Regions from separate parts of the Homo sapiens genome. Here region 1 is linked to region 2. A link is a loop called in an ENCODE intact Hi-C map of the cell type or tissue named here. Cell type or tissue: A673. All regions are shown on one strand. Each heading gives the region's core, and the rest is flanking DNA. Links, peaks and the distances in the headings are about the cores only.

Region 1 (10,407 bases), core at 1,515-9,514, 51 kb after region 2:
TTAACATTATTAAATTCCTGTATTGTTCTTTTGTTATTGGAACAGGAAAAGAAAGGCTACTGATAAGGATAAAGCACTTCATTTGCTTTTCGGGAAATTGAAAAAAAAATCCCAGTGACAGAGAAAAGAATAATGAAGTGTAGGAAAACTAGGAAGTTGTCAACCAGAAACAAAAAAAACACATCCTCGATTTAGAGGGACATTCCAGTTCCTTAAAAACTCACACAGACATTAATTCATGTTAATTCCTTCCCTTTTCCAACTTTACAGGCACCACTTACTGCTGTCACCTCCTCCTGATGCAGAAAACACTTAGCAAGAGAAACCACGAATCAAAAGCAGGAAGGCACACTGTAAGAGTATATCCCTACCTTTGCATGTATCATCAACCAATGGGAATCCATTATTCTTATCTTAGAGCGTATGCACCATTAAAAGAATGGTCTCATAGCTTTTGAAACAAATTATTCAAATGCCCCAGAACAGTATGCTTAGTGAAGGTCAATATGAACTAGGGAATGAGTCAAATTTTATTATTAGAATGCTTCTTTAAAAAAACTCAAATATTTAATTTTAGTGCTCCTAAATACCTTTCTTAAGTTACACATTTCACAAAGAACAAAGAAGTGCCAATTCTAGAAGTAAACATATGTGTCTATAAATCACAAAGTAGCTTTTAAACTGATTAAAGTTAGCTTTGATTCTTGTTTATCAATGTCTTCTAGAATGTCTACCGGGCATAACACTATTCAGACTGGGTATGGCTGCTCTACCCTCATTATAACTCCTTGTGTCTATGATCTCTCCCACTAGACTTCTTAGGGCGAGGTCCTTTCCATATTCATCTCAAATGCCCCTATGCAATGGGCCAGCCCCAGGACAATCCTCCCCAAGTGAGCAGGGCTCAGTCAGGAAGGGGTATCATTGACTGCAGAAATCCTTGCTCCTTCTTTCTGGATTGAATTCAATATGAATTTCACAATTAAGATTAAAATGTGGGGATGCTGGCAGAGGTAACACTCTAGGGTACAACCAATCAAAAAGGGTAAATTTAAATTTAAAATTTTTCCTAGATTATAGTTACTGGTGGAAACGAGAGAAAGATGATGCTGGGCTTCTGAGGTGGAAAAAAACTAAAAGAATAGGGAGGGCATAGTGGGAAAAAGACAAATTTGGCAATCTTTACAATTTTCATGTAAGGTTAGCTCTATTAACCTTCAACAAGAACTGGAGGAAAGTAGGGCTTTGCTTAGTGGTATATTTTTACGTATGATGGTATGCATTCAGCCCTGCTTCCTCCCATTAGCAAATTATTTTCTTTTTTAATTAAAACTCTCTTTATTTAAAAGAGCTTTTTTTTTTTCCCCTCTGAGGATCTCTTAATCAAGATACTAGTAAATATATAATACTGGCAAGACAGGAGAGTAGAAAAAACACAGTGTCTAATAGAGATTCCTTACCTATAGTGATAAAATTATAAGAACATTTGAAATGATCACTTTTTTGACTGTCTGTGAGTTTATGCTAAAGTGGTTATGCTCCCAGACTCTTTCTTGAACTTCCCTTGCACAGACTTTTTTTTTTTCTTCTCATAAGCAGGATATAAACTGTCCAGCTTGGTTGAGTTGTCCAAAATCCCAGATCATGGTCTTGGAATACTAATTACACTAACTAACGAGGTTTTAATTGCCTGACAGCTCCTGCTTATGCAAACCCTCTGGTTGATGGAGACAAGCCTGGGGCTGCAGCTCCGCTCTGCAGGAGGCGGAGAACCCCTGTGGACACAGAAGGGACAGCTCCAGCTCCCCTTAGAGGGAAGGGAGCTCTGCCATGGGGAGTGGTCTCCACTCACAGCATCCTTTGCCAGCAGCTCAGAAGGCCTCCCGGGCTGGGATTCCAGATCCTTTCTCATGTCAGGAAAAACCTTTGTGGGGGCCAGGGCTTAGCCGGACACAGCTGGGCAAAGCAGCAACTCAGCAGCTCTGTGTTACAGAGCACACGCCGAGCCCTGGGAAAAACTGAGAGGTCACCTACAGCCAAGTCAGAAACCACAAACACGCGCAGGAGTGCTCAGGGCTACCCCAGCAGTGAACATGTCACCCTGCTAAGGTCAGTCATTAGACCAACATTTTTTAGGCATCCTGGGTTGGTGAAGTTTTAGGCACGGCCCTCAAGAACACCATTTATCTGGCTCAACCTGTCAGGTTGTTTTTGTCCTTGCAATATTAACAATAAGTCTCTTTTAAAAACACATAGTAAGTACATTCTATTTAATCCTGAAATAAAGCCCAGATGTAGCAAAACCTGCTCACCTACAACTTCTGGTGCTCCTTTAACCAACCTGGGATTAGGTATGGAAAGAGGACAGAAAAGTGCTTGAACTAGGCACATCTTTGGACAGAAGAGATGGCTTCAAAGCTCAGAGTTAAGAGTTAAAGCAAAGAAGAAGGTGAAAAAAAATCCATGAATGAATGGTATAGAACATTATTATGCTGTTTACAGATGACTGTATAGAAAGTATCACTCTAAATGTCAACTGGAAAATTTGTTTTTTATACCAATCCTTTTTGTAACCTAATGTGTAGGAATAAAGAGGCTCCTTTACACTCACACTCCTGTTGGTAACTGGACATAAGATATTTAATCGTGACTTCCTTTTTTTTTTTTTTTTTTGACGGGCACAAGAAATCACAACAACCAGAAGGTCGCTGTATGACTTCCAACAGTTAAAATGCAGGTATAATTATTCAACCAACAACTGCTCCTCTCCAACTGGTCTCAGGCCAAGTTCCCTGAGTTTCCTGTTTTTATTTCCCAGATAATTTGAAACTGGTTTCTGCCTTTTGGTAACCCTTTTATTTTCCTGGTACCAGTTATCAAGACATCAGAACAACGATTTAAAACATGTTTCTAAGGACAATTCTCCCCAAAATTTGTATCTGTAACAAAAAATTTTTAAATATTAACTGTCAACGTAAATAAAAGTACACTACTTACAAAAATATGTAACTTTGTCTACACTTTCTTTCCCAATGACATCGCTAGAATTTAAAATGAAACACATGTACTTGTATTTTAAAGTCACTTTACATATCTGTGTTTACAGATATACATATACATACACACGAATATGTATATGTGTGTGTGCTTCTGTATATATGCTCCAAAAAAGAAAAGACAAAGAATATTGTCAATTTGTGATTGTCTTTACAAACAGAGTGGGATAAAATTTAAAGTTGCATAATGGTCTTACTGCCTTATAAACAAGTACCTTTGATGGCACTTGGGAAGCTAAAGGAAAAATCAGCTGGGACCTTGATGATAATGAGATCCCTGACCCACGCAGAAGGTGAGGTTAAACGTGTTTTCCTTTGGTCAAGGGAAGGGAATTCCAGATCCTCTGCTCATGTCAGGAAAAACCTTCGAGGGGGCCAGGACTTAGTGTTTCTAAACTTGATAAGCAGTGTTAACTGGATTCCTCTAAAATAAACTTTTTAAACAAATTATATGAGCTAAAGCAACACATTCACAAGCATAATACCACTTTCAGATGTAACTAGCCTAAGAAAACTAGAATCTATGATGAGTAAGTTTGATGAAGCAGCTGTGTAACTTAAAATTTAGGAATCTGTACACATGAAAGTCCTGAAGCAAAGAGGGCATGGCCCTTGCAATACAGAATGCTTGGTTTCAGGACGAGTAAGAGAATCAGTTTGAGAGGTTATCTTTTTTTGTTTTTTTTTGGGGGGGGGGGAGGGGTCAAATATTAGCAGAGTTAAACTAGTAAGACTTATCAAGTTTAAAACACTAAGTCCTGGCCCCCACAAAGGTTTTTCCTGACATGAGCAAAGGATCTGGAATTCCCTTCCCTTGACCAAAGGAAAACACATTTAACCTCACCTTCCGGGTGGGTCAGGGACCTCGTTATCATCAAGGTCCCAGCTGATTTTTCCTTTAGCTTCCCAAGTGCCATCAAAGGTCATATATTCCACTATCAATGAGTATATTAACAGCAGTTTGGAAAGGCCAAGAGCTTTCCCCAAAATCCTTTCCCTTAAACTTCATAAACCTTATAAAATGTACAAAACCCACCCATTTCCATCCTCCCTCCAATGGAACAATTACAGTGGTGATAATTTGTAACGACTGTCTTATTAGTTTAACTCTGCTATATAATACTCTCATAGTAAACAGCAATTATATTTTTGGAGAACATATAATTTAATTTTCAGTATATCTGATTTTGTGAATTAATGATTATTTCTAATACAGTCAATAACATATTAGGAAATATTTTGAAATAATGGCATTTAATGCCATACAGGAGATCAATATAATTGCCAAAAAAAATCCATAGACATAAAGTTTTAGACATATTTGTAAAGTTTAGCAAAGACCAAATGGGTAAACCTATGAAAAGGATCAACTCTATTAAAAGCAAATGATTTTTCCAGCATCCGAGTCCCAGGGTTTGTTTTGTCCCTTACCATGAGGTCCTGTATAATATGAAATATTTCATTTTTAATTTAACATTTACTTGAGAAAAAAATTTTTTAATTGCATAATGAAATCATTACCATGTATTAACATTTGAAGCAAAGCAATGTATAAGATATGCTTTTTTAAAAAAACAATGAAAGAAGTAGTGGAAATCAAAATTAGGTCCAGTGACTACTTGAAGATATGATGTTCTCTGACACCAGCACAACAAATCCATTTCTCTGTGCAGCGAAGTCGATTCACATAAACACTCTATAACTTTTCTACTCAAACTGTGGTGAAAATGGGCAGCAGCAGCTTCTCCTGGGGCTTGCTGGAAATGCAGATTTCCCTAGCCCTAGTCTAGTCCTAGTTAAGCCAGCTCTCTGTGTGACCATCAAGCTCTCTCAAGTTTGAGAAACTTAGGAGACACCCTCAGTGCATGATACCCAGGCTCCCCATGGACCTTCAGCTCCGTATGGGACAGCGGGTAGGGGCAGAGCTGGGAGCCTCTGTCTTCCCTGTACTTATGCAATGGCAGCAGGTTTCTTGCTACAGCTGAAAAGTGTCTCCATGAAGCGGTTCTAGTGGCAGGAACATTAAGAGGAAATTCTGTTGCACTATTTCAAAGGCGGCATGAATGCTAATACTCCCAGCTCCACCAGATCACATTTACTTGGGTGTTTTCTGTGAGCATTTTCTCCCACGCACATAAAAAATACCCAAAATGCTTTTGAGAAAAAAAGTTATATAAATAAAAAATGGCATAATATTTCTTTCTAAATACTAAAGATTTGTTTACTGACAAACATTACAGATGACATAAGATTTACAACATTTTATTAGGCCACACACAGCACAGGGTTGTACTACAGCCTCTAGACCAAGGACGAGGTAACAATCGAGAATAAAATTTAGCACGTACGCTTTACTTGTGTAAAGAAAAAAAGGAAGTGAAATAAGTGAAATGTAAAAAACTAAAAATGGAATAAAAAACTCATGATATTACCATTTCCTTAGGTAGCACTGAAATAGTAAATTTAGAGTACAGGATAATTAAGTTAATGATCTGAGGCAACTGTTATCTGCGCTTTTAAAAATGAAAAGAAAAAAGGCTATAAAACAGAAGTCTTTGTGTAAAAATTAGTTTCATTTCAGAGAACATAGCCATACAATGTAAAATCAAAATATAAAAACAAAAAAACAAAGCAAGCTCCCATAGTATATTGAAAATGTGTTGCAATTTAGGTCATTTAGAAAATAGTCCTCAGGTAAAAGCAAACTAAATTTGCCCTAGTGAATCTGAGGTGTAGTGGCACATGGCATGTGCTCAATACATTCTTTTTGAATGAATACATGAATAAATGCATGAATGAATCAACAATTAAAGCAGCTCTAAACTGAAAGCGGTCGCCTCGGAAGGTACTTGTAGAGAATGCTGAGTACCTTCTGGACTGAAAGAGTCTATGACTATAATCCTATTTCTTGACCTCTCTATCCAATTACTTAATCATTTCAGTGCTTCTACTCTGAACTAGCCCTAATTCCAGGTGTGGGTCTGACCAGCTCTACTATAGTCAGATACTTTTAAAGGCTTTTTTGAACAAGGGAGTATAAATTAGTCAACCAATCAATTAACAATTAATTAAAATAATGTATTCCATTTTATACATCTCAATATCATGGGCACTGGCAATTGTGTTTTAGACTTTCACTTGGCTAACAGTAGCAACCCTTGGATTTTCTTCTACCATGCTAACAGAGGAGTCACTTCCTGTGCCAGCTTCCCTGCACGGGGTCCTTTTGTATAAGATACACTTGGTATCACTCTTGGTGTGTTAACATTGCCAGTCACTTTTTTCCTCCATTATGCACATTACTGTCACATTAATCTTCCTAAAAATGCTCATACTCCTCACATCATTTATGTACTCAAAAAGTCATTAGACACCACAGTCTCCCTCAGAGGGTGACTCATAAATTCTTATCTCCAGCTCAGATCTCTCTCTGAGTTCCAGACCTGTAACTCTCATCCTCCCCTTGATTCTCCATAGATACCTCAAACATAACCAAACAGAGTACCTACCTCATCCAACCTCCCACAAAGCTGCTCTCCTTGTATTTCACATTCTAATAAATGACACCACAATATATCCTATCATCCTCCCAAAATCTATCCTGACCACCTCCTCTCCAGCATTTATCTTGATAATAGTCCTCCCACAATCTGGAAGTCTTCCCTTTCTTCATCCCCGAAAGTCAATCAGCCACTGAAGCCCACTGATTTGGCCTCCTTAGTATCTTCCTATCTGTACCTCTCTGTCCGTCCTCTCTTTTCTATCCAAGGCTGCTCTTAAACTCTCCTTCCCTTCTGCTGAGCCAATCAACAAATTTCTCAGAGTTGGACCCAATTCCTAGTTCCTCCACAAAACCTTCCTTGATTTATCCATCTTATGAATGCAACACGGTTCTTATTTGTCCACTCAATATAAAACAATGATGTATAGTATCACACGCCAATTTTTGATTGTCTATTTTTTCTCTATATAGAGGAAATAATTCAAAACAGCCAAAAATCATAAACCATTCAACGTTCTCCAAACGTTTTCAGCTAAAACAGAGGAGAATTATCTAAAGCCCTAAGTGTCTTCCTCCTTTTGCAAAATGTTCACTGTGCAAGCAGCACTAGGTTCCACATATTCTACACCAATCTAACCCATGTGATGTGTGATGCAGCAATGATGAAAACACATTTTATGGATAACACAGACACCTCTTCAGCCAGTTTCTGCCTGGTGATAAATCACTGCAAAGTAGGTTATTCTTATTTTTCTATACAAACTCCTGATGAGGTTATAACTTTTTCTGGAGAGATTTGACTTTTCTCAGGGATATCTCTTTGTAATTATACACCATAGAGCATGTATGTATGAATTCTACTTAATGAGTTACTGAATTACATTTAAAAATTGCTTGTGACAAATAGTTCTATGTGGATGTCAAATTTAATTTGCCCAAAACTCCTGGGTCCTTCCTAAATCTGGTCCTCCCTCTAGTAAAGGGCACTACAATTTGCTTAAACTCCACATCGAAGAGTACTCTTTGATTTCTCTTTCCCTCAACATCCATATTAACAACTCCTGCTAATTCTATTTCCAATGGTATCTCGAATGCACCTAATTCTCTTCATCTCCAGCTCTCAGGTACGAGTCCCCATTATCTCTTACATGAACTACTAAAAGAACCCCTACCAGCCAGCTCTGTTCATACTCTTACATCTCCCTACCCCAACCAGTCTCTTTTTCCACCATATTCATCTTTTAAAAGACAAATCATGTCAAACCTTTGCTCACAATCCTTTAATGGCTTTCCTGTGTACTCATCACAAAATCCATACATCTCATCATCTTCTACAAGGGCTCAGGTGGTCTGGCCCTTACCCCTCCCTCCCCCCCATTCTGGTCACGCTGTTTCTTCTTGCTAGTCCTTCAACACACCAAGCTTGTTCTCTCCTTAGAGCTTTTGCAGTTGCTGTTCCGTCCATATGGAATTCTCTCTCCTCAGGTCATCATAAGGCAAACTCCTTTGGGCTTTGAGATTTCAGTTTGGACTGCCCTTCCTTCATAGAATATGTCCCTGAGGTCCCTGAATACAGCAATTTTCCAAGTAATTCTCTATCACAGCATACTGGTTACTGTTTTCCAAAGCTTTTATCATACCATATGCTATTTTCTTGTTTATTTATGTATTTACTGCCTGTGTGACCATCAGGCTCTCTCAAGTTTGAGAAACCTAGGAGACACCCTTGGTGCATGACACCCAGGCTCCCCATGGACCTTCAGCCCTGTATAAAAATGTGGGTGGGCACAGAGCTGGGAGCCTCTGTCTTCCCTGTACTTAGGGGATGGCAGAAGGTTTCTTGCTACAGCTGAAAGTGTCTCCATGCTAGAGTTCCGGTGGCAGGACTTCAGTCCAAGTCCCCCTTTGGAGTTAAGCTCCATGAGAGCTGTATCCTCAACAACTACAACAGTGTCACGTATGTATCTGGCATTTCATAAATACTTGCTGGATGAAATAAACAGATGAATGATTTCCAGGGTGTTTTATATTCTTCACCAAATGTGGCATGGTTTCACATTTCTGATTAATTCTTGAATTATGACCACTGAATTACAATAATTTTTTTAAAAGCCATGTACCCAACTTGGAATTATAGGCAAACTTAAAAGTTCAACTTATTCACTGCATCATGGAAACCTTTGGTATTGACATTACTTATGACCACTGAGCCCAGAGAGACCCCTAGAACACACCTGTGGCAGCTGCAGAGGCTGGCGCTATAGAGGCTGGCACTGCTTTTACTACTGCATCAAACTGATGTGCCCATGGTGCACTAATTTAACTTTTGTGGTGCTCAGTCTAACATATCCCAAATCACTGATGAATAAGTAGTAAGGCACGGAAGCATAAACTTTGTTAAGATCAAGGTGGGATAACTTGCAGGTCATTCCCTTTATCAGACTTCTTCCTTAGAAAATACAGATCACTCTGACAAACTATTCTGCACTAAGCCACGGCTGACTGTTATCCAGTATCCTATTTCCTTTATATTTTTAACAAACTGATTTTATGGTGATATGTTCAAGTATTTTAGAAAAGAAAACACTGAGTAAAATTGAGGACCAACTCCTTTTAAACAAACATAAGTAATACACAGGAACTTTTTCAATGCCCAGAAATTTCCAGTATTCTCCATAAGTCTATAACATTGAAATGGCCTGCAATGACTTCCACACGTTTTAAAAAATGTTATAGCAACATTTCGAATTCATTTTCAGCATCACCACCAAAAACACAGAAATGGAGACCCATGTTTTCTCATTATGCTCTGCCAAGAATACCATTCTGCTTGCCCTATCCCCACCACTGCACACCCTTAATACTATAAACTACTCAAAGAAGAGTCCCTAAAAGGAGGCTTTAACTAGACTATTCACCTTCCTGTAAGAGATTCGAGAGCAAGTCTAAATTCGCCAGGTCATCCATCATCACTGCACTCTTAACCCCTCCTGGCTTTGCAAAATCACCCATGCCCTGTACAAGCCTCCCTCCCAAATCCCATTCTGTGCCTTCTAGAGCTTATCAACAAAATTCTTTCTGCCCTCATTCTTCCATCTGGATGTTCCCTTCACCTTCTTGTGTAAATTGAAACCTAGGTAGTACCTGATTACTCTTTTTCCCTTGAAGTCTTCTCAAATGGGAATGGCTTTATCTCCCACATTCCATAAATCCTGGAAGGGGCATAGGTATCCTCTTTGTTCTCACTGCTACTTAAAGATCATTCTTCCTTTTCCCCTTTAAAAAATAAAACTTTCTCCACTTGAAGCATAAGCAATTAGGTTATCACCAGCCACACGGAGGTGTGGCATTTACCTGCAGAACCTCTGGCTCCATGTCTCTTCCCTGCTACTATTCCTTGGCATCTTCATCATTGGTAGAGGCACTCCATCCTGACTCACCTATCTGACCTCCCACCCCCAGTGATGTTGTTCTTCACCCCTCTTCAATCAACTACATCATCCATAGTAATTTCTAACCCTCATTACAACCAATAATAACTTTCTCTTCAAGTATTCATTTCTACTTGCTTCCTTAGCTATCTCACTCCATTAATTCTTCAATCCCACTAGAACCTCCCCTCTACTCTCCATATCACTGACTCCCTGATTTTGTCTCCTTCTCAGTGTAGATTAAATGGTCAATCACCATAAAGTTCTCTTATATAATCATCAATCCCCATGACTCCCTCTCTCTCTTTCTACCAGAATGGTCAAGAAAATACCCAACCGGCTACCTCTCTACCTAAACTGCACACCTACATAAGAACTAGAGAAAATCACGCAACTGTGCTGGCCAGCCTCTTTTCAA
Region 2 (10,407 bases), core at 1,149-9,148:
AGAAGAGACTAGATTTTCCTCTACTGAGTCATGAACAGGAAATGCTGAACTACAGAAGAACTGACGCATGCAACCTGTACCGTCCTCACCACATTCTTTCTCTTCATTTTAATTCTTTTTGTCCTCCCTAATCTTTCCCTCCCTTTATCCCCATCTCTGGATAAGGAGCAAGCAAAGGAAAGGAGAACACAAAAGGGGCAGAGCAAACAGCATTTCATGAGAAAAGCTGCAGTGAGCTGATTTCAACACTTACCCCTCATTTCTGAAGCCCTCTCCCCAATTTCCAGTTCTAGTCCAATCTCCCCCTGCCCACGTCTCTGTCTCTCCCAAACCATGCTACACCCATCCTAAGGCTCAGTTCCCAAACTTCTGCAGTCAAAATTTATCTTCCATTACTCCTCATTTTATGTATCACTTTCTCAGCCTAGCATTCAACACTCTGAAGTCCATATAACCCTTTCTCAATTCTGTTTCCCAGTATTTCCCTTCATTTTCCATTGCTACGGTCATGCTCTTTTCTCCAAATAAGTCCGCACTTTGCTGTCTCTGCACTGCCTGCCCTAATGGCCTCTGCACATTCCTCATCCAGCCCTTATGCCCAGTTGTCTTTCTAGGCCAACCTCGGATAACAGCTTCTTCTCTGAACCCCCAAACACCACACTTTTCTTACAGCACCCTCTTTCTCTATTTTGTGGTAACTTGAGGACTCACCTTAACATAAGCTCTTCTAGTACCTATCATGTCTAGTCATATAAATGTTTCTTAAGTGGAAGTGAACTGCAGAGGAACAAGACAGGAATAACAGTAACACAACAAAACAAAAACACAAAAGAAAGTGAGGAGAGCACTGAGATTTCTCTACTGTGAATTCATAAAGGCCACCCCAGGCAGAGCTATTTGCATGACCTTGAGCAGAAGTGCTAAGGTTTTAAAAAATGAAACAAAACAGCTTTATTGAGATATAATTCACTTACGATAAGTATTCACCCTTTTAAAGTACACAATTCAGTGGTTTTATACTCACAAGGTTGTATAACCATCACTAGTACCTAATTTCAGAACATTTTCATCATCTCAAAAAGAAATCCTGTACTCACTAGCAGTCACTCCCTTTCCCCTGATCTCCGGCCCTTAGCAACCACTAATTTATGTTCTGTCTCTATGGACTTGCCAATTCTGGATAGTTCATATAAATGGAATCATACAATATGTGGGCTAAGGGCTTTTTAACTTCAAAGAAGATGCAACCTGTATTTGCAAGTAACCAGAAAAATAAAGCCTCTAATGTAATCCTTAGAGTTAATATAATGATCAATCGAGGTACCACATTAATAAATTTTTGCATAATGTAACCACAGCTGCAGCCAGGTGGGACTTGGTAAAGCTGTCTTTTTTTTTTCTCAAGTAGGTAATGGATTCAAGCTCAGTGGGCACCTGAGTGCCTGAGTACAATGGAACTCAGAAATCATGGAAACCCCTAGAGGGCACTCACCCCCTTAGGAGGTTCTGCTGACTGAAGGGCGGTGAGTACACATTTAAGCTTTCCCTTCATGTCCTTTGCTTCCTGGACTTCACAGACAATCCCAGGCAGGCCAGAAGGTCAGAGTCCGAGCTCCTGGGCATAGCTTGCAAGGTGCTCCTAAGTCTGCCTCTACCTGTTATTAGTTTCCATATTCTACTGGTTCCTGCACACACCCTACACTCCAGCAACAATGATGATCTGATGTCACTCAATCACCTGCCACCACCCCTTATCACTCCAGCCACAGCTCATGTCCACCCAGCCTCAAATCCCTGCCTCTCCCTTGCCCCTGGTGAATTCCCCACAACCTTAAGACCATCTACCCTGTAAGACCTTCTCTGGTCAAAAAACAAACAGGATTAATTTTCCCTCCTCTGACTTGCAACAGTACGTAACGGTAGTAACTCTTGAAGTGCATCGGCCCATCATACTAAATCAAAATCAGACTGTTTCTCCTGTGAATTCCTCTAGTGCAGGGGGCATGTCTTACTTGTCTTATAAATAATAGTAAAAAAATGATAAAGGTACCCAACCAATAATCTGAAATAAACTTTTTCATGGATACTAAGTCAGGGGTTAGACCATGTATTGTTTTATATTTTTTATTTTTATACATTTTAGACTGCAAGCTTCTAGGTACAGTGCTTTTCAAAATTAGTATGTGGAAGGAAAGACTATGGAATGTGTTTAAAATGCAGATGCCAGGGTACCCACTCAAACATTGTTTTTCTGCAGGTTTGGGGAGCGGCTCCAGAATCTGCCCATATAATAGGCTCTCCAGGAGAGTCTGCTGATGGGAATTTGCAATCCACTTTCCAAGAACTTTGTGCCTAGATGCGCAAAGCCTGGGTGGTCACAGTTTAATTTGTACTTTCCACTAAAAAAAAACAAAAAAGCAAAAAACAAGTACAACTAGTTTTAACATTATAATGAGAACAATGATTACTAGTACTTGTTTTAGATCACTTACAAAGACTCCTTCCTGCCTGAATACCATTGCTTAAAAGTGAGAGATACCACGAGGGAAGAAAAGAACAGAAATATTACCAATTTATCCAATACTGTCACCCAAAGAAGAAAAATGTGTGACTGCTAGCAAGCTACTTAAACTCTTGCAGACTGTTTTCTCATCCATAAAGTGAGACAGGTGGATCATAATAAACTCTTCTCTAAATATAAAATCCTTTGATTCTATCACTGCCATTCCCATTCCCGTCACTGCTGCAAACTGACCTCAGCTCATCCTCTTCTCACTCACCTGCACCCTGTCCTTCAGGAACATCAGTCACCTTGTGTCCCTTACTCCCCTGATCCTCCTCCTCTCCAAGCACCTCAACCTTCAGGCCCAGCTCAAGATAGGGCCTTTGCACTGGTGACGTTTTGTTTTTCGTGGGGGCATAATAATTATATAACTTTTTTTTCCCTACTAAAGAACTCTAAGCAAGGCCGGAAAAGAAACAACATGCTAGATGCTGTTGTCTCCCTACCACTAGGCATGTTTCAGACCCTACATAACTAAGCGCAAGGGTCAACAGTTTGTTTTACTACAATGACCAGAAAAACCTTAAAGGAAGATAACCTACAGGAGATTCCTGGAGGAGGCCACAGGGCTAGGAGTCCTGTTTGCCCCTCCCACAGCCCTTTCAGCAAAGAACAGGAATGCCCCTCAACCTCTGCCTCGCCCCGTCACCCCAGAGGTATCCTCCTGGTGTGGGTGCTGATGTTATCCTAACATTCCCCATAGTAGGCTCCTTCTGCAGAGGAGGCAGCTCGGAAGCAGCAAGCCATCATATTCCTCATCTTCCCCAGCAGACTCTGATCTTCCTCTGCCCGTATCCTAGAGGAAAACAAGTCAGTGAGGTCTTCTGGAAAAGATTTCTTTCAATACTGGATCTACTACACACCGGAAGTGAGTGCTTGAGGCCTTCAAAAGTGGAGACATGACCGCCTATAAATTAAAAACTACTTACAGGTGGGTGGGAGGTCGCCCTTTAGTCAGGAAACAAGGATAAATGAGGAGCAAAAAGGGCAAAGCCCTTGTGTTACTAGGATTCTACACAGTGTGTTAATGAAATAGCTTGTCGGGAATGGAAATTATAATGACATATAAAACACAGTGCTATTCTATAAAAAGTAGCTGCAACTTTAATTAAATTCGATGTACTATCTTTCTACTGATTAAATTTCTTACTCTTTCCAGGAATGTGTAAGTTTTTTTTTTTTTAAAGGCTGCAAATAAAATATCCAAAAAGAAACAGGTTTCCTATCTGAGGGTCCAACCCTTCTTATGGAAAACAGCACTCCTCCCTATGAAAGTTCCTTAGGCTCACAGTTTTCCTCGTGCCTCACCATAAGAGATTTACTACTATCTGTGTATGAATAACTAACCCTCCTTCACCCTTTCTCCCCTGTCTCAAGCTTATTCCTGCGTGATTTCCTGGCATTTACACCCCCTAACACTGACAGATGTGCTGTAGCCACAGCAAGTGCAGCCCTGCCCTGGGGATCACACTCTCCCCCCGCAGCCATCCCTCCCCTGTGTACAGTGAGCAGAAACTGTACCTTCTTCAACACTTTCCCTTTGAAGACCACCAGAAAAAATCACTCTGCCTTTCGTTGTTGTTGTTTTACGCTTTGTTTTTTTCTGGGGGGAGGAATCAAAGGACATGCTCACATGTAGGGAAGGTATAAGTTAAAGACAATTAGGTTTGGGTTCAGTGTATACTGTTCAGGTGATGGGTGCCCCAAAATCTCACAAATCACCGCTAAAGAACTTATGTAACCAAATACTACCTGTTTCCCAAAAACCTATGGAAATAAAAAATTTATAAAATAAATAAAAATAAAATAAAATATTCCCTTGCCTTCCTACTACTGGTAATAATAATAAAGCAGCCATTAAGCTCTTCTCTTCCTAGCTTCCTCCTCGAGGCTGGCATGTGGCTCCGGAAGCTTATCTTAAGGTGCTAAGTTGAAAGGAAAGTGGTATAAGCTGCAGGAGAACAGAAGTTGTAAGTCTACGTGGTTCCTATAAGAATTTAACAATTATCTTCTAGGACTCTGCCCCACAGAAAGTAGGTGTGGTGGGGAGAAAACAACGGCATCTTTCACAAATTACTACCTTGACGTGAGTGGCTAAAAAAAAAAAAAATCAGGGTTAGTTTTGAAGGGACTCAACCCCAGCGGTGGGTGGTGGGGGGGTGGAGACAGACACAGCAGAAACACAGCTGAAAGTAATCGCAGGGCCCGTGCCCCTGTTGAAATGTTACAGCTGGGATCTGGCAGAAATCCTGGGCCACTCAGTCCAGCTCAACAATCCGATATCACACATCGAGAGCTGGCCAAGTCCCAGGAACGGAAGGCTCCCTGCCTTCACTTCCGTAGGTCTAGGGGAAGACAATGGCATCTGCTTTCACGGCTGGTAGGATGGCTTTAGAGAGTAAGACAGGATGGGAGTGAGAGCTGCATGAAGGACTAGTTTGGAAAAGGAGGAAGGGAAACTGGCACATCACGCTGTGGAAAGGAGAACTGGGCTGGGAAGTGGAGAATAAGTTTTAGTTTAGCAACATAGGTTATTCCCACTTCAGAGTGGAATTTCCAACTGCCTCAGAAAATAGATGCTTTGGAACAATGAATCAGCTTGTTTATGAACACGTAATGATTTTGTAGCTGTTTACCGAGTGTGTACATGCAGCAGGTACTAAGCTGGATTGCGGCTGGGGATACACAGGGTTCTGGCCCTAAGTTTAGGGAATTTAGTTTAGGGAAGCTTTTATATATAACCACAAATGAGAACACAATGGGAGGTTGACTATTAAATCCTCTCCCCAGAGCACACAAAGAACAAACACCAACGATGTCTGGACTAACCTTCTACTTGAAAATCTGAGCAAAGCCTCCATTGCCTGGCTGCTAACACTCCTTCAGGCCGCCAGAACCATCTGGGGCCTGAGCTAGTGCTGAAACAGATGACTTTAAGCATGCATCCACTTGGATTCCTTTGGGCAGTCAATTCCCAGCCTCTCATCCTTGTCATCAGTGCAAAGTGAAAGACCGTATTGTCTCTCATCCTCCAAGGAATGCACATCCCCAGAGAGCACTGCTCTGGGACTCATCCCTTCCAACTGACTCCCCTGCTTCCTCCAAACTTTCCTCTGCAGACAAACTCCCCCATCCTCCGAACATATCACACAATGCACCACTCGAATTTGTTTCTAACATTTACCTGGCTCTCCCCTAAAGATTCTATTTCCTTATAGCCATCTCCAGTGAGACTGAGAATCCCCACATCCTACTCACTTATTCACCTGGGATGGAAGGGAGGTCAGCATTCTCCAAGTTGACCACTGGCTACTTGCACATGGTTGCTTTCCTCTCTCATGCAAACCTTCCCTTCCGGTGACTCTGTCTCCTATCCAACGCTTTAGAGGGCAGAGGTTTGGGGAATGCACTTTGGCAACAACACAGTCTTAGGTTCAAGTTCTGGCCGCTTAGGAACTATGTGACCTTGAGTAAGTTAAGTAATCTCTCTAAGCCTCAATTGTAGCCTATGTACAGTGGGGATGATTAAAGTACCCACATATCATATGACTGCTATGTGGATTAAACGAACTGATGAAAAGCACCCAGGATAGTGCCTGGAACACAGAAGCACACAACACCTGTTAGCTGTTTTATATGATTATAATCTGAGAGGCTTGAGAGTCTATGTGGACAAAGTATTTTCAATACTCTGGCCTCACTTGATCTTTTGGAATCCAGTGACCCTTGTTGCCCCCTCTACTTCGGTGACTCAGTCCTGCAGCCACAGCTCTCTGAACTCTCTGAAGTCACACATCCTATCTGCTGATCACAATGGTCCATCCTTCCAGTTCTCCCTGGCCCATGCTCTACCACACTGACACTTCAAAGTCACTGAGACATCTACTCCCCAGATCGTTTCCTTTTCTCTGCGGCCTGAACCTCCTCCTGACTGTACCTCTTTAACAACGGAGCCCAAAACCCACGGTGTTTCACTTGAACCACCATCTTCCTAACGCCTTTACCTTTCCTGCCTCTTTATCCTCCTTCTGTATCTGTCTCCCAAACCCAACTTACTTAATCCCAGAGATGGCAAACCTGAATCAGGCAGGAATCCTAGAAGAGTAGAGGGGGACTCTAGACACCTCAAGAAGGTCTGTGACCTCTAACAGGGCATCACTACTCATTCCATGCCAAAGGGTAAACTCAATGAGGGCATACCTTCCATGTACTCAAGAGAAGCCAGATTTTTACGTGAAGTATGCCAGTTTTTAAATATCAGTGACTAATTTAAAAATAGAAAAAAAGGGGCACATTAAAGAAAACATGTCTTGGGGTAAAATTCAGCCCCAAGAACTACTAACTGCAAACTGTGATTCAACCCTTTGACTTCCTCTGTGCTGATACTCAAGCTGTTAAGAGCAGCTAGAGAAAAGTCAGAGCTACTCTGCATCTTCTACCCTGAAGCCCCCCATCATGCCTCAGAGACCTCGGTTCATTCCTGACGATCACTTCTTCCATGATGCCTTCTCTAACTAGCAGCACAAAGATAAACAGCTGATGCTGTATGTGTGTGTGTGTGTTTGTGTGTGGTGGTGGTGAGGGGTGTGAGTGGCAGTTTGTGAAATGACCATCAAATGTGGGGGAGTGGGCACAGAGGGAAGGCATTCCAGATAGAGGAAAGAACACACTAAATTTACAAAGGCAAGAAAGAATACAGTGTGTTAAGTTTAAACTAATAGGTTAGCCCACCAGAAGTACACTATGTACTGAGAGGAGGACTGGGGTTATTATGGGGGTACTGGCAGGAGTCATGGCCAGAGAGGGAGGTCAGGGCTGAGTAATATGGGGCCTTGCCTACCATACTAAGAAGCGTCTTCACTTGTAAGAAACAGGAAAGTAACAAAACACCTTAAACAAGTAATGCAGTCTTGCAATGGAGTGGTTATCTCAAGAAAACCCAACATTGTCATGAATTCCCTTTTTCTTGAATCATAAAGGTAGGTGGGATTAGTGTTAATGTTTTAAGCTGCAAGACACATTACAAGTCGAAAAATCAACAACAGCCTAGAATGCCCTTCTCTCTTTCTCCATCTTGTGAACTCTGACTCATTCTTAAAGACTCAGTTCAAAAGTCAAATCTGACCGTTCTCCAAATAGGAATTAGCATGTGTTTGCTTTGCTAACTTTGTGTTTTTTGCACACTTCTACTACCAAAGCACACAACACTTTAAACTACAATGACTTATACATATTTGCCTTCCCTTTATAATATATGCTCTTAGACATCAGCGACTATATTTTATTCCTGCTGGGTAGCCCAATGCCTGGCACATGACAAATGCTCAAAATATCTGCTCCCTGAACAATCCAAGAACACTATGGGGTTTTGATGCTAGGACTTTTGCTGCAGACTAATTGTCTATCTAATTTAGTTAAAAGCATTCATTACTTACCCGTGCTAGGTACTGATGAGAATGAAATATATAGGGTGGGTCCTTGCCCTCAAAGAATCCACAATCTAATGTCTTAGGAATTATCATTAAAACTCTTCATGATCTAGCTATGGAAATCAAAGTCCCTGATCATATTATCATAAGAGCCATGACATATAACTTCCTTTCTTTTCAATCAAAAGCAAAGTCAGGAAAGAATAATTTACAAACCACTTGCTGTATAATACATTCACAACAGACTGACCAAGGCCAAGAGAAACCAGCTGTCTCTACCTCCTGGGTTCTAATTAGCAATTAAATGTCTACCAAATATAACCCTGAATTATCTGCAAACTGTTGCAACTACAATGATGGGGAACCCAATAAGCCATATCCAATGTAAAGGTGTACATGAAGAGTAAAATATATTCCGTGATTTGGGTTGCTTTTGGTATTTTCATTACAGGTAGGGCTTTTACATTTTAGACTTGCTTATTAGCTATGCAAGTAATTTCACAAAGCATTTTTGCAGAGCTGTTCTGTTTGCATGTGCCATGATGATGACATAGCAAAAGAGGGTATGGAGAGACCTCTGAGTTTCAATATTATCACGCTGTGGATTCCGCTTTCAACTTTACTGAAAGGCTTACGGAATTCAGTTAAGTTACCTTCTCTCAGTCCGACTCGGAGGGCCACATATACAGTGTCTGGTGATATCCATGACCACTCGGATTAAACTGGAAGCCACTGACTGAGAGCCTTCCCTGCTTGTTTTCGGGACTAAGACAAATACAAAATAAGGCTAGACACTAGGTCAAATTTAAGGTGAGATAAAAAAAGCCTAAGGCCCTAGTACAGGAAACACAGCACGCACGCATCTGAAGAGAATTATTGACAAATCAAACACTCTACTAGGGAGACAGTTCATTTCCAATGGGCAATGGCTTTACTTCTAGGAAAGCATATTTTCTTCAATCTGGGGATAGGTCCAATAATAACATGGAATTCCTACAATTATTTTGTTTTAAAAACATCAGAGTTTAATATAGACTCTGGCTTTTTTAGTCATGAGTTGACTCGCTCTTTTGGGCCAAAAATTACTGTGACAGAGGGCAACAGAATAGATGTTCTTTTCTTAGTTGAGAAAGATGAGCTTCAAATACACTTCCAAATTTTTTTCTGCATGTGTTTAAAAACAGAGAGAATGCTACCATAATAGTATGTCAGGAGTCAGGAATGTTTTAAATCTGTGCTGTGCTAATGCATATTTTACTTATTATATAACTTAATTTTATTTACTCCCAAAAAGCAGCTGGAGAAATTATTCAAATTAAAGGGAACGACAACAACAAAAATGAACTGAATTATGGAAATTTGTCTACTAACAGATCAATCTTAAAAAAAAAAAACCCAAACTGTTAAGTGCCATCTTCTCTGAGACACTATCTTAGAACAGATGGACATGATAATGAATTACAACACTCTTAATTAGATAAAGTCCCTTTGAAAATGCATATGCAGGGATAGTTAAAACTGGTTAGCTTGAGTAGGCATGATATAAGCAACTTAATTGCCTAGCACAATGGTAAAAAGCACATGGATCTACAGGAAATATTATTTGATGGCCTAAAAAAACTTAAAACTGTCTCCAAGAAGAAAAAAAGAAGTGCTTTCTGAGCTCTGAACATGACCCTGACAGTTCCAAGCCACCCTCAGGAAGTTTCTGGCTTTGACATATTTGTCAGGTTGGGTTGATGCGCACTGTGTTGACAGCCTCTGACTCTTGCGTGATCCTCCCACCTCCCAACACCCTCCTAAAGGCTTCAAACCGCAGAGTTATGGGCTGTAGCTCTGGAGATAAGAGTTGACAAACTTTGGAAAGCTCTACCACGGAAGGATAAGCATTTGAGCACACAGAGCACTAAAGGATTCTTGATCCTGCTGCTCGTTCCATTTCTCAGAAGCAGACAGATGTTCCAGAACAGAGGAATAAGAAAATCCCTCCTGTCCTATTGAGTTTTCAGGAGGGAAGGGAGGGATAAGAAAAAATTGTCATCTGTTGTTCCATATGTATATGTGCTTTTTGAGGTCCTTGATTTCTCAGTTTGGATTTAAAGCTGGCATATTACTGTATGGTTTTTCTTAAATTTGGTTTTCATTGTTTGGTAGAAAGACTGTCTATTAATTGATTCTTTCCTTGAGGGCAGATGACTGTGTGTGTGTGTGCATGTTGTGTGTTTCCTTCTTATTACCTTCCAAAACTTGGGAGCCTTTTTGAAACTGGCATTGGTCATATCTGTAAGATGTTAAGACTCTTTAAAGCATGTGCCACATTTTATTCACCACTATACCCCACACCAAGCCCAGTGTTCTGCCTTCCATGAGGTCCTCGATGAGTATGTAATTATTTAACTGTTTTAACCGATTGGA

What was found. Hi-C counts contacts between places; a loop is a spot of excess contacts. Peaks named below come from ENCODE experiments on the same cell type or tissue, not always from the same donor. Only the 100,000 strongest peaks of a DNase experiment are listed, where the experiment ranks them.
Region 1: a loop joins it to region 2, with 3 times the contacts of the local background. A loop is called at or near these places in 13 of 110 quality-filtered maps.

Annotation. Positions count from the first base shown.
Region 1 is chr2:36,399,970-36,410,376 of GRCh38, reverse strand. The region is part of intron 2 of CRIM1 (cysteine rich transmembrane BMP regulator 1); the gene reads right to left. Among named protein-coding and RNA genes, the nearest start is that of CRIM1, 49 kb to the right of the region's middle. In A673, for the core only: no CTCF peak of the experiment used is centred there; DNase peaks (open chromatin) are centred at 5,866 and 6,416; H3K4me3 peaks cover 664 bases.
Region 2 is chr2:36,451,096-36,461,502 of GRCh38, reverse strand. The region is part of intron 4 of CRIM1 (cysteine rich transmembrane BMP regulator 1); the gene reads right to left. Among named protein-coding and RNA genes, the nearest start is that of CRIM1, 100 kb to the right of the region's middle. RefSeq lists silencers at 23-317, 443-737 and an enhancer at 2,226-2,905. In A673, for the core only: a CTCF peak has its summit at 1,458 (motif pointing right); DNase peaks (open chromatin) are centred at 1,492, 4,812 and 8,062; H3K4me3 peaks cover 1,115 bases; H3K27ac peaks cover 5,337 bases.